2 separate regions of the Homo sapiens genome follow, and region 2 is linked to region 1. A link is an interaction called in ENCODE POLR2A ChIA-PET data of the cell type or tissue named here. Cell type or tissue: CD4-positive, alpha-beta T cell. All regions are shown on one strand. Links, peaks and the distances in the headings refer to the core of each region. The heading gives the core; the rest is flanking DNA.

Evidence for each region. ChIA-PET counts read pairs that join two places held together with the same protein. Peaks named below come from ENCODE experiments on the same cell type or tissue, not always from the same donor. Only the 100,000 strongest peaks of a DNase experiment are listed, where the experiment ranks them.
Region 2: POLR2A ChIA-PET joins it to region 1 with 8 read pairs; 1 of 35 experiments calls an interaction of 5 or more read pairs at or near these places.

What each region holds. Positions count from the first base shown.
Region 1 is chr15:77,076,148-77,081,569 of GRCh38, forward strand. No RefSeq gene overlaps it. Among named protein-coding and RNA genes, the nearest start is that of TSPAN3, 7.8 kb to the left of the region's middle. In CD4-positive, alpha-beta T cell, for the core only: no CTCF peak of the experiment used is centred there; a DNase peak (open chromatin) is centred at 2,694.
Region 2 is chr15:78,058,822-78,064,243 of GRCh38, forward strand. The region is part of intron 1 of TBC1D2B (TBC1 domain family member 2B); the gene reads right to left. Among named protein-coding and RNA genes, the nearest start is that of TBC1D2B, 16 kb to the right of the region's middle. RefSeq lists an enhancer at 3,248-3,357. In CD4-positive, alpha-beta T cell, for the core only: no CTCF peak of the experiment used is centred there; a DNase peak (open chromatin) is centred at 3,270; H3K4me3 peaks cover 754 bases; H3K27ac peaks cover 1,344 bases.

The DNA of each region.
Region 1 (5,422 bases), core at 949-4,948:
TGACATATATCCATTATAGAAAATTTGAGTCTACAACAAGAACAACCCAGAGATAACTATTATTAATAATCTGGTGTATTTCCTTAAAACTTTTCTCTGCATTTTTATAGAATACACTGATTACTCCGAATTTTTATGCATAGTGAACTGAGACATTTTAACAGTTCCTAGAGAAAAGATGACACAAAGAGATGCTGGGGATGGATAATACCTTCCATTTGCTTCGTGTATTACTCTTTACCAATTAAAAAGCCTTAATAGATTCAGGCCTTTAAAGAGGCAGAAAATCATTATGCAAGTTTCTTGGCAGTGAAAATGCATATTGTGCTACCCCACACAACTCCACTTCTACTGACAAAATACAGAAGACCTTTGGTTCAGCTATTTTCCTGGCACCATGTCCCAAGCTCTTTAAAAGTCTGTCTCTTATTGGCAAGTGCTGGAATACAATAGGAGTCATTATTGTTTTTCGTGTCATCAAACATGGCAAAGATGTCGCATGAATTGCAGGATGAATTATGTAGCTTGGGAAACACTTTTCCAGGAACTGGGAAAGGAGTGGAACAGACACAGCTGACAGGCTGAGTCAGTGCGGTGGCAAAGAGCATGGGTCCTGGGACCAACTGCTGAGATTTCACTCTTGGTTCTTACTCCTCAGGTGACCTTAGCCAAGTTACTTTAAACTCTCTGGGCCTCAGTTTCCTCATCTGTAAAATGAGGAATAATATTTGCTAGTATAGAATGGGCACAGTGGCTCACCCCTGTAATCCTAGCACTTTGGGAGGCCAAGGTGGGTGGATCACCTGAAGTCAGGAGTTCAAGACCAGCCTGACTAATATGGTGAAATCCCGTCTCTACTAAAAATACAAAAAATTAGCCAGGCATGGTGGTGCATGCCTATAATCCCAGCTACTTGGGAGGCTGAGGCAGGAGAATCACTTGAACCTGGGAGGCGGAGGTTGCAGTGAGTGGAGATGGTGCCACTGCACTCCAGCCTGGGTGACATGAGTGAAACTCCTCTGTCTCAAAAAATATATATATATATTTATATATGTGTGTGTGTGTGTGTATATATATACACACATATACATATATGTGTATACGTATATACGTGTATATATACATATATACATATATGTGTATGTGTATATATACATATATACATATATGTGTATGTGTATATATACATATATACATATATGTGTATGTGTATATATACATATATACATATATGTGTATGTGTATATATACATATATACATATATGTGTATGTGTATATATACATATATACATATATGTGTATGTGTATATATACATATATACATATATGTGTATGTGTATATATACATATATACATATATGTGTATGTGTATATATACATATATACATATGTGTATGTGTATATATACATATATACATATATGTGTATGTGTATATATACATATATACGTGTATGTGTATATATACATATATACGTGTATGTGTATGTGTATATATACATATATACGTGTATGTGTATGTGTATATATACATATATACGTGTATGTGTATGTGTATATATACATATATACGTGTATGTGTATGTGTATATATACATATATACGTGTATGTGTATGTGTATATATACATATATATGTGTATGTGTATATGTGTATATATACATATATACATATATGTGTATGTGTATATGTGTATATATACATATATACATATATGTGTATGTGTATACATGTATATACGTGTATATATACATATATACATATACACACACACATTATATATATATATTTATATATATATATATTTATATATATATATTTATATATATAAATATATATATATAAATATATATATATATATGCTAGTATAGCAGTCCCCCTTATCCTCAGGGGTAAGTTGCAAGCTCCCCAGTGGGTGCCTGAAGCCAAGGACAGTACGGAGCCCTATGTCTACTGTGTTTTTCATCTAATTACCAAGAGGGCTACTGAGTGACCAATGGGTGAGTGGTGTATACAGCGAGGGTACACTGGACAAAGGGAGGATTCATGTCATGGGCAGGATGGCGAGAGATTTAATCATGCTACTCTGAATGGTGCAAAATTTAAAATGTATTGTTTACTTCTGGAATTTTCCAATTAACATTTTCAGCCCATAGTTTACCGTGAGTTTCTGAAACCATGGAAAGTGCGACTGCAGATAAGAGAGGACTGCTGTGTTTTCTTCAAAATGGGGGTGGTGATAAGAATAATACCGATTTCGGCAGGGCGCAGTGGCTCACGCCTGTAATCCCAGCATTTTGGGAGGCCGCAGCGGGCGGATCACGAGGTCAGGAAATCGACACCATCCTGGCTAACACGGTGAAACCCTGTCTCTACTAAAAAAAAAAAAAAAAAAATTAGCAGGGCTGGTGGTGACGGGCGCCTGTAGTCCCAGCTACTGGGGAGGCTGAGGGAGGAGAATGGCGTGAACCCGGGAGGCGGAGCTTGCAGTGAGCCGAGATCAGGCCACTGCAGTCCAGCCTGGGCGACAGAGCTAGACTCCGTCTCAAAAAAAAAAAAAAAAAAAAAAAAGAATAATACCGATTTCACAGAGTGCATTTAATCCGAGAGGATTACACGATAAAACAAACACAAAGTACTCAGCTCTACTGCTCAGCAGCACATGACACGGACGGCAGCCAGGTCACTGAGTTTGAGAAGCCTTAGAAGTCCTTTGCGTCACAATTTGCCACTTCCTACTTTTTTTTTTTTTTTTTGAGACGGAGTCTTGCTCTGTCACCCAGGCTGGAGTGCAGTGGCACCATCTTAGCTCACTGCGACCTCTGCCTCCCGGGTTCAAGCGATTCTCCTGCCTCAGCCTCCCAAGTAGCTGGGACTACAGGCGTGGGCCACCATGCCCTGCTAATTTTTTGTATTTTTAGTGGAGACGGGGTTTCACCGTGTTAGCCAGGATGGTCTCGATCTCCTGACCTCGGCCTCCCAAAGTGCTGGGATTACAGGCATGAGCCACCTCGCCCGGCCCCTACTTTTTTTAATTAAAATTCTTACTGAATTAAAACATACACTCAGAAAAGTACACAAACCATAAATGCATGGCTTCACTGTTACAAAGCGAGAGCAGTTGTGAAACCACCACCCAGATGAAGAAATAGAGGGTGGCCAGCACCCCAGAAACCTTCTCTCCTGGGCCCTTGCCGTTGTTACTCCCCAGCAAGAACCACCACTATCCTGATTCCTAACACCAGATCAGTTTTATCTGCTTTTGAACTTTTTATGAATAAAATTTTACATATAAATGAATCACAAAGAGTCATGATCTTCTGTGTTTAGCATCTTTCACTCCACATCATATTTACGGGATTCATGTATGTTGTTGCATGAAGCAGAAGTGTATTCATTTCTTGTGAATATTCATATTCAATTGTATAATTATAGCACAATGAATTTGTTTATTCTATAGTTGAGGGACATTTGGATTATTTGCAATGTTTGTTTGTTTGTTTTTTGAGACAGAGTTTCGCTCTTGTTGCCCAGGCTGGAGTGCAATGGTGCGATCTCAGTTCACCGCCACCTCCATCTCCTGGGTTCAAGTGATCCTCCTGCCTCAGCCTCCTGAGTAGCTGGGATTATAGTCATGTGCCACCACACCCAGCTAATTTTGTATTTTTAGTAGAGACAGGGGTTTCACCATGTTGGCCAGGCTGGTGTCGAACTCCCGACCTCAGGTGATCCACTCCGCCTCGGTCTCCCAAAGTGCTGGGATTACAGGCGTGAGCCACCATGCCCAGCCAATTGTTTGCAGTTTTCAGGCTATTTAGAGTAGCGCTGCTATGAATATTCTTGAGTCCTCCAATCCATGAATGTGATATATCCCTCTCACCCTTTATTTAGGTCTTCTTTAATTTCTGTCAGTGATGTAGTATGTAGTTTTATACATCTTTTATTAGATTTATTTCTAGATATGTCTTGCTTTGATGTTATTGTAAATGGTCTCATTTTTAGAATTTCACTTTCTAATTGTTTGTAGCTATTAGTAGAAATACTACTGTTTTTGGCTGGGCACGGTGGCTCACACCTGTAATCCCAGCATTTTGGGAGGCCGAGGTGGGTGGATCACCTGAGGTCAGGAGTTCAAGATGAGCCTGACCAACATGGTGAAACCCTGTCTCTACTGAAAATACAAAAATTAGCTGGGTGTGGTGGTGGGCGCCTGTAATCCCAACTACTCAGGAGGCTGAGGCAGGAGAATCTCTTGAATCCAGGAGGAGGAGGTTGCAGTGAGCTGAGATTGTGCCATTGCACTCCAGCCTGGGTGACAGAGCAAGACTCCGTCTCAAAAAAAAAAAAAAAAAAAAAAAGATTAAAAAAAAAGAATCTACTGTTTTTTGTATATAGAGAGGGTATCCAGCAACCTTGCTAAATTTTATTGATTTTAAGGGTTTGTATGTAGATTTAAAAAAATTTTTTTTTAGAGATGGAGTCTCACTATGTTGCCCAGGCTGGAGGACACTATTCACAGGCATGATTGTAGTGCACTGCAACCTTGAGCTCCTGGGCTCAAGCAATCCTCCTGCCTCAGCCTCCCAAGCATTGGGACTACAAGCACATGCCACTGTGCCAGGCTTTATCTGTAGATTAAAAAAAAAATCCTATGTACATAATCATGTTGCCTATGCATAATAGCAACTTTATTTCTTTTTTTCCAATACATAAGACGTAAGATTTTTATTTTTTTTCCTGCCCTATTGCACTGGTAAAATCCAAGCACAATGTTGAATGGAAGTAGCGATAGCATGTCTTCTTGATTTATTTCTAATATCAGAAGAAAACATTCAATATTTCACCACTCAATGTGATGTTTGCTATAGGGCTTTTACAATGCCTTTGTAAGATTATTTTTAAGAATTACTTGTTTGCTAAGAAGTTTTTTATTTTTAAACCATGAATGAGTGTTGAATTCTATCAAATACTTTTTCTGCATTCCAGCCTGGGCTACAGAGTGAGACTCGGTCAAAAAAAAAAAAATCCCTCCTTGCAGGGATATAGACACTTTCAACAGCATCTCAGTTGAACTGCCTACTAAAGCAAAAATTCTTCTGTAGAAAGACCACCTGACTTTAATGAATGGCCCTGTAACCTGAGGGGAGAAGGGAGAGAAAAGAAAGGCACTTTGGGATCCCTTAAAAGAGGAGGTGACCAGCCAAGCATGTTGGCTCATGCCTGTAATCCCAACACCTTGAGGCCAAGGTGGGCTGATCACTTGAGGTCAGGAGTTCGAGACCAGCCTGGCCAACATGGTGAAACCCTGTCTCTACTAAAAATACAAAAAAAAAAAAAAAAAATCTCTGGGCGTGGTGATGGGTGCCTGTAATCCTGGCTACTTGGGAGGCTGAGGCAGGAGAATCGCTTGAGGCAGGAGAACC
Region 2 (5,422 bases), core at 1,057-5,056, 980 kb after region 1:
CACAGATCAGCAGAGAATTGGGAGCCGATGCCAGGCAAGCACCCAGCAAGAAGCCAGGTGCTGGTGTGTGCTGTCTGATGCCTTACCTAGGCCAGCTCCTGAGTCTCCCCTAACACCCGTCTCTCCAGCTCCTTCCTCCTCACCCTTCAAGGTCCAATGCAAAGGCCACCTCTTCAGAGCAGGTTTCCCTGACCTGGGTGTGCATTTTGTCTCCCCTAACACCAGTCTCCTCAGCTCCTTCCTACTCACCCTTCAAGATCCAATGCAAAGGCCACCTCTTCAGAGCAGGTTTCCCTGATCTGGGTGTACATTTTGTCTCCATTCTCTGAATAGGGAGCTCAGAGAATCTTGTAGCCCAGGTAACCCTCCCATGGAGGTGAGGGCACTCCCTGTGTGTTCCTCACTAACCCAAGTTCCTTAAAGGCAGAGACCAGACCTGCTGGTCTCAATACGATCCAAGATGTCTTGCACAGTGTCCTGAATATAAACACTCAAATATCTGACTCATCCTCTCATGTTCAATTGTTGCTACTTCCTCAATACTGCTGAAATCCCAGGTCAAATATGGCACCAATCCCAATATGAGACCAAGCTGAACATCTTGGAAAGCCATTGTAGTTGTCTCCTACATGGCTGCATGAACGTCCTGGGTGAGGGAGAGGGGCAGACAAGGATTGGGTGGGCACAATTCTACAGGACAGCCATCTGCTGCCTTTGGGGGCCAAGACATGAGGCACCAGCTCGGAGAATAAAAGCAAGCCATCCACATTCTGCTTGAGGTGGGAATGCAGTCCTTGACAGCTGGCTGAGAAGTACCATGTGATGCCCCAGCTGCTCCCACAAGCTGCTGTCCCCAGGTCTCCAGTAGCTCAAAACCCAGAAGCCCACTCTTGTGTGAGACAGGCCCTGGCCACCTGTTCCTCCTCTTGGGCCCCAGAGACTCCCCTCAGCCTCCCACCAGCTCTCAACTTGATGCTTAGACAAGTCCCACAATAAAGTTGTTTGATTACAAGTTAACTGATTTCAATACACGTATATTATGGGCCCACTCTCAGCAGGAAGTACATGATTGTGAGGACAGGGGCTGGAGTAGCAACCCAGCAGCATCTACAGGGAGTCGGGCCTCATCATCTCCACTAAACAACAAGTTTATCTAAGCTTTTATTCCCTTTAGTAAACAATGTCCACCTATCAAAATTTACCACATTTTAGAAGCTATACTAATGTTCACATTCTTTGACCCACAATTCTATTCCTGGGAATGTAGCTAAAGTAGTCCAAAAGAGGAAAAAGGGACAACACCATGTACATAAAGTGTTCATTTGCTTAACAAATGTTTATTAAGAGCCTAACTTGGGCCAAGTCCAGTAGTTAGCACTAAGAATACAGAACTGGATGAGATCTGGTTAATTCCTACCTCTGAGATATTCACCGCAAGCAAACATTTTCCTTTATGCCAACAATAAACAGTGGGAAACAAGTTTATAATTACAATCAACATAAAATGCCTAGGTATCCAATTAAGAAATCCAGAGGCCAGGCGCAGTGGCTCATGCCAGTAATCTTAGCCCTTTGGGAGGCCCAGGTGGGTGAATCACTTGGGCTCAGGAGTTTGAGACCAGCCTGAGCAACATGGTGAAACCACATCACTACAAAAAAAAAAAAAAAAAATTAGCCAGGCATGGTGGCGTGTGCTTGTAGTACCAGCTACTCAGGAGGCTGAAGTTAGATGATCCCTTGAGCCCAGGAGACAGAGTTTGCAGTGAGCCGAGATCTGTACCCAGCCTGGGCGACAGAGCAAGACCTATCTCTTGGTTGGGCACTGTGGCTCACTCCTGTAATCCCAGCACTTTGGGAGGCCGAGACAGGCAGATCACCTGAAGTCAGAAGTTCGAGACCAGCCTGGCCAACATGGTGAAACCTCGTCTCTATTAAAAATACCAAAATTAGCCAGGTGTGGTGGCACACTCCTGTAATCCCAGCTACTCGGGAGGCCGAGACAGGAGAATCGTTTACACCCAGGAAGCGGAGGTTGCAGTGAGCCGAGATCGCGCCACTGCACTCCAGCCTGGGCAACAACAGTGAAACTCTGTCTCAAAATGAAATCAGAAGACCCTGTCTCTTTAAAATATAATAATAATAGGCCAGGCACAGTGGCTCATGCCTGTAATCCCAGCACTACGGGAGACAGAGGCAGGCAGATTGCTTGAGCCCCGGAGTTCAAGATCAGCCTGGGCAATATGGTAAAACCTCGTCTCTATTAGAAATATAAATTTACCAGGTGTGGTGGCACACTCCTGTAATCCCAGCTACTTGGGAGGCTGAGGCAGGAGAATCATTTAAACCTGGGAGGCAGAGATTACAGTGAGCCAAGATTGTGCCATTGCACTCCAACCTAGGCAACAAGAGCAAAACTCCATATCAAAAACAAAACAAAAGACCCTGTCTCTTAAAAATATAATAATAATAGGCCAGGCACAGTGGCTGACACCTATAATCCCAGCACTTTGGGAGGCAGAGGCAGGCAGATCGCTTGAACCGAGGAGTTCAAGACCAGCCTGGCCAACATGGTGAAATCCCCTCTCTACAAAAAGTACAAAAATTAGCCAGGTGTGGTGGTGCATGCCTGTAGTCCCAGCTACTCAGAAGGCTGACGTGGGAGAATTTCTTGAGCCCAGGAGGTTGAAGCTGCAGTGAGCCATAACTGTACCACTGTACTCCAGGCTGGGTGACAGAGCGAGACCCTGTCTCCAAAAATATATATATAATTTATATATATATTATATATAATAGCATTAGGACAACTGGTCAAATACCTGGAAAAAAAATAAGTGATGCCCTGGGTGAGAAACCTATCATCAGAGAAAATAATTTCAAATTCAATTCATGATTTAATAAACTAATGAATTTAATAAAAACCATTAAATGAATGAATTTAATAAATTTAATAAAAACCATTAAATTAGAAAAAAAAAGCCTGTATAATTAAAATTAAGTTCCTGTCTCTTTCTGCCTCTTACAACAACAGTTGTATAGATTTCCACCAAATTATAAAGGTATGGAAGGGATGACAGGACTTAAATCAAGCAATGTGGCACAGCAGAAATTCACACGGGAAGGTTTAGCTAAAACTGAAGTATAAACAGCAGCCACAAGACTCTATGCAGAAAATGAATGCCATGTGCACCATGATGCACTAGACGAGGAAAACAAAACACTCTGTCAAGACCGAGCCCAAAACTGAAAGCTAGAAGGACAGACACTTCAAACTGTAAGCCCCGGAGCTGCTTCTCCCACGGGCAACCCTGCAAGCCGTCTCCAGGCAGCAGGGAGTCACTGATTATAAGAGGGCTGATTAGTCTCCCCAGCAGCACAAGAAACTGCTGTCCTAACATTTCTATTCTCTTGGAAGGTAAAGGGCTTTCTAAACCCACAAAGAAAGCAAAGCAAAGAAAATATGTGTCTAAAACACTACAAATAAATTAATAGACAATGACGAACTGAAAAAAGACCAAACAACTTCAAAGTCACTAAGCATGGTGTAGAGTTTCACACCACTATAGCTTTGCAGGGCTCTTCACTCTTCCTGGACTGTGGGAAGTCCTGTTTGTCTGGTGAGATCCCATTAATCTTTAGTTTTAAAAAACAACAACATATTTTAGACTTATATTTCAAATAATAACAATCTACATCTGCTGAGGAGAATTTGGAAAACACAGGAAAGCAAAGAAGAAAATAAAATGAACATAGCTGCATCACCAGAAATAACCTCCATCAATACTTTGGTATTTCCAAACATCTTTCTACCCATAAATGTATAGAAAATTCTCTACCCATATATTTTCTACCAATTTTCTAGCCAATTGGTAGAAAACCAATTTTCTTTATAAAACTGTATTAAAATTATATAGACTCTTCCATAATATATATTTGCATATTATATTAGACACCATCAATTAAACAATTACTGTGTGCCAGACACTATGCTTTCGCTTTATACACACTGTCATTTAACCCTCGTAACTAACTCTCCCCAAACAGTATCATCTGCTTGCCCATGGACCCTGGAGCCTAACTACCAAGGTTCAAATCCCAGCTCTGCTACTGGCTGGCTATGTTAGGTATGTTACATAAATTGTCTGGGCCTCGGATTCCTTGCTGGTAAAATTGAAATAATAATAATAGGAACCTACTTCATGGTATTGAAAATTAATTAGTTAACATGTGTTAAGCTCAAAAGGGTGTTTGGCACAAAGTACTCATTAGGTATCAACTATCTATATTATCATGTTTACCGATAACCCACTTAACATGTGTTAAGCTCAGAAGAGTATTTGGCACAAAGTACTCGTGTATCAACTGTCTATATTATCATGTTTACCCATGATAACCCACTTAACATCTGTTAAGCTCAGAAGAGTATTTGGCACAAAGTACTCACTGTGTATCAACTACCTATATTATCATGTTTACCCAAAATCTCATAGCCACTTGGCACAGTCAAAACTCAAACCTGAGTCTGCATTACTTGCTATCAAGGGGAAGGATGAGAGAGCATGTCCAAGACAAAATCAATCCTCTCAGCATTTTAGCAGAAATCACAAGTTCCTCTATGGTTTTTCTCAAATATTGAAATGCTGATGGCCTCAATCAATAGCAAAGTTCAAATAAAAGCCTCTAGGTTGGCTTCAGGGACAAATAAAACTATATCAGATGCTGGTCCCCACATCAGTAGAGAAGGTCCTCTGGACATTAAATCTAGAGGGGTCAGCATAGTGTCACTGGGAGAGGGCATGACCATCAGTCTATGATGGCCAACATGGTTCCACTCTTAATCACAACTCTGCTCTAAGGGTGTTTCTCAAAAATAGACTGCTGTGAGCAATAACAACACCACACACAAGCAAATATGGAGAGGACAGAAACTTCTCCAGTCTGATATAATAGAATCGCCAGGTCTCCTATTCCTAAGGACTCCCTTGTCAGTCTCTCAGATTCATGCATCCTGACAGTCTCAGAGTCATCTACCCCTGGGCCTCTGGGTCTCCAGATTCATCTACCCCTGGGCCTCTGGGTCTCCAGATTCATCTACCCCTGGGCCTCTGCAACAGCTTCCTAACTGGACTTGCTGTCTCAGTCTCTCCTCTCCAAACTCTCTTCTGACACCAAGCCAATGAAGTCATATATGTCGCATGCTTAAAACTCTCTCATGGCTTCCAAGTGTCAAGAAATCTGGCCCACACTGCCCCACACTCCACAGAACTATAACCTTTCTCCCACACAAAAGGCCCACAAAAGCCTTCACAATCTCTGCTCCTACTGCACTAACACCTCCCTAACAAATTCCCACTCACTCAAGACCCAGTTCAAACATCTCATCTGTAAGGCCAGCCAACATCCCTTATACAACCAAACGATCATT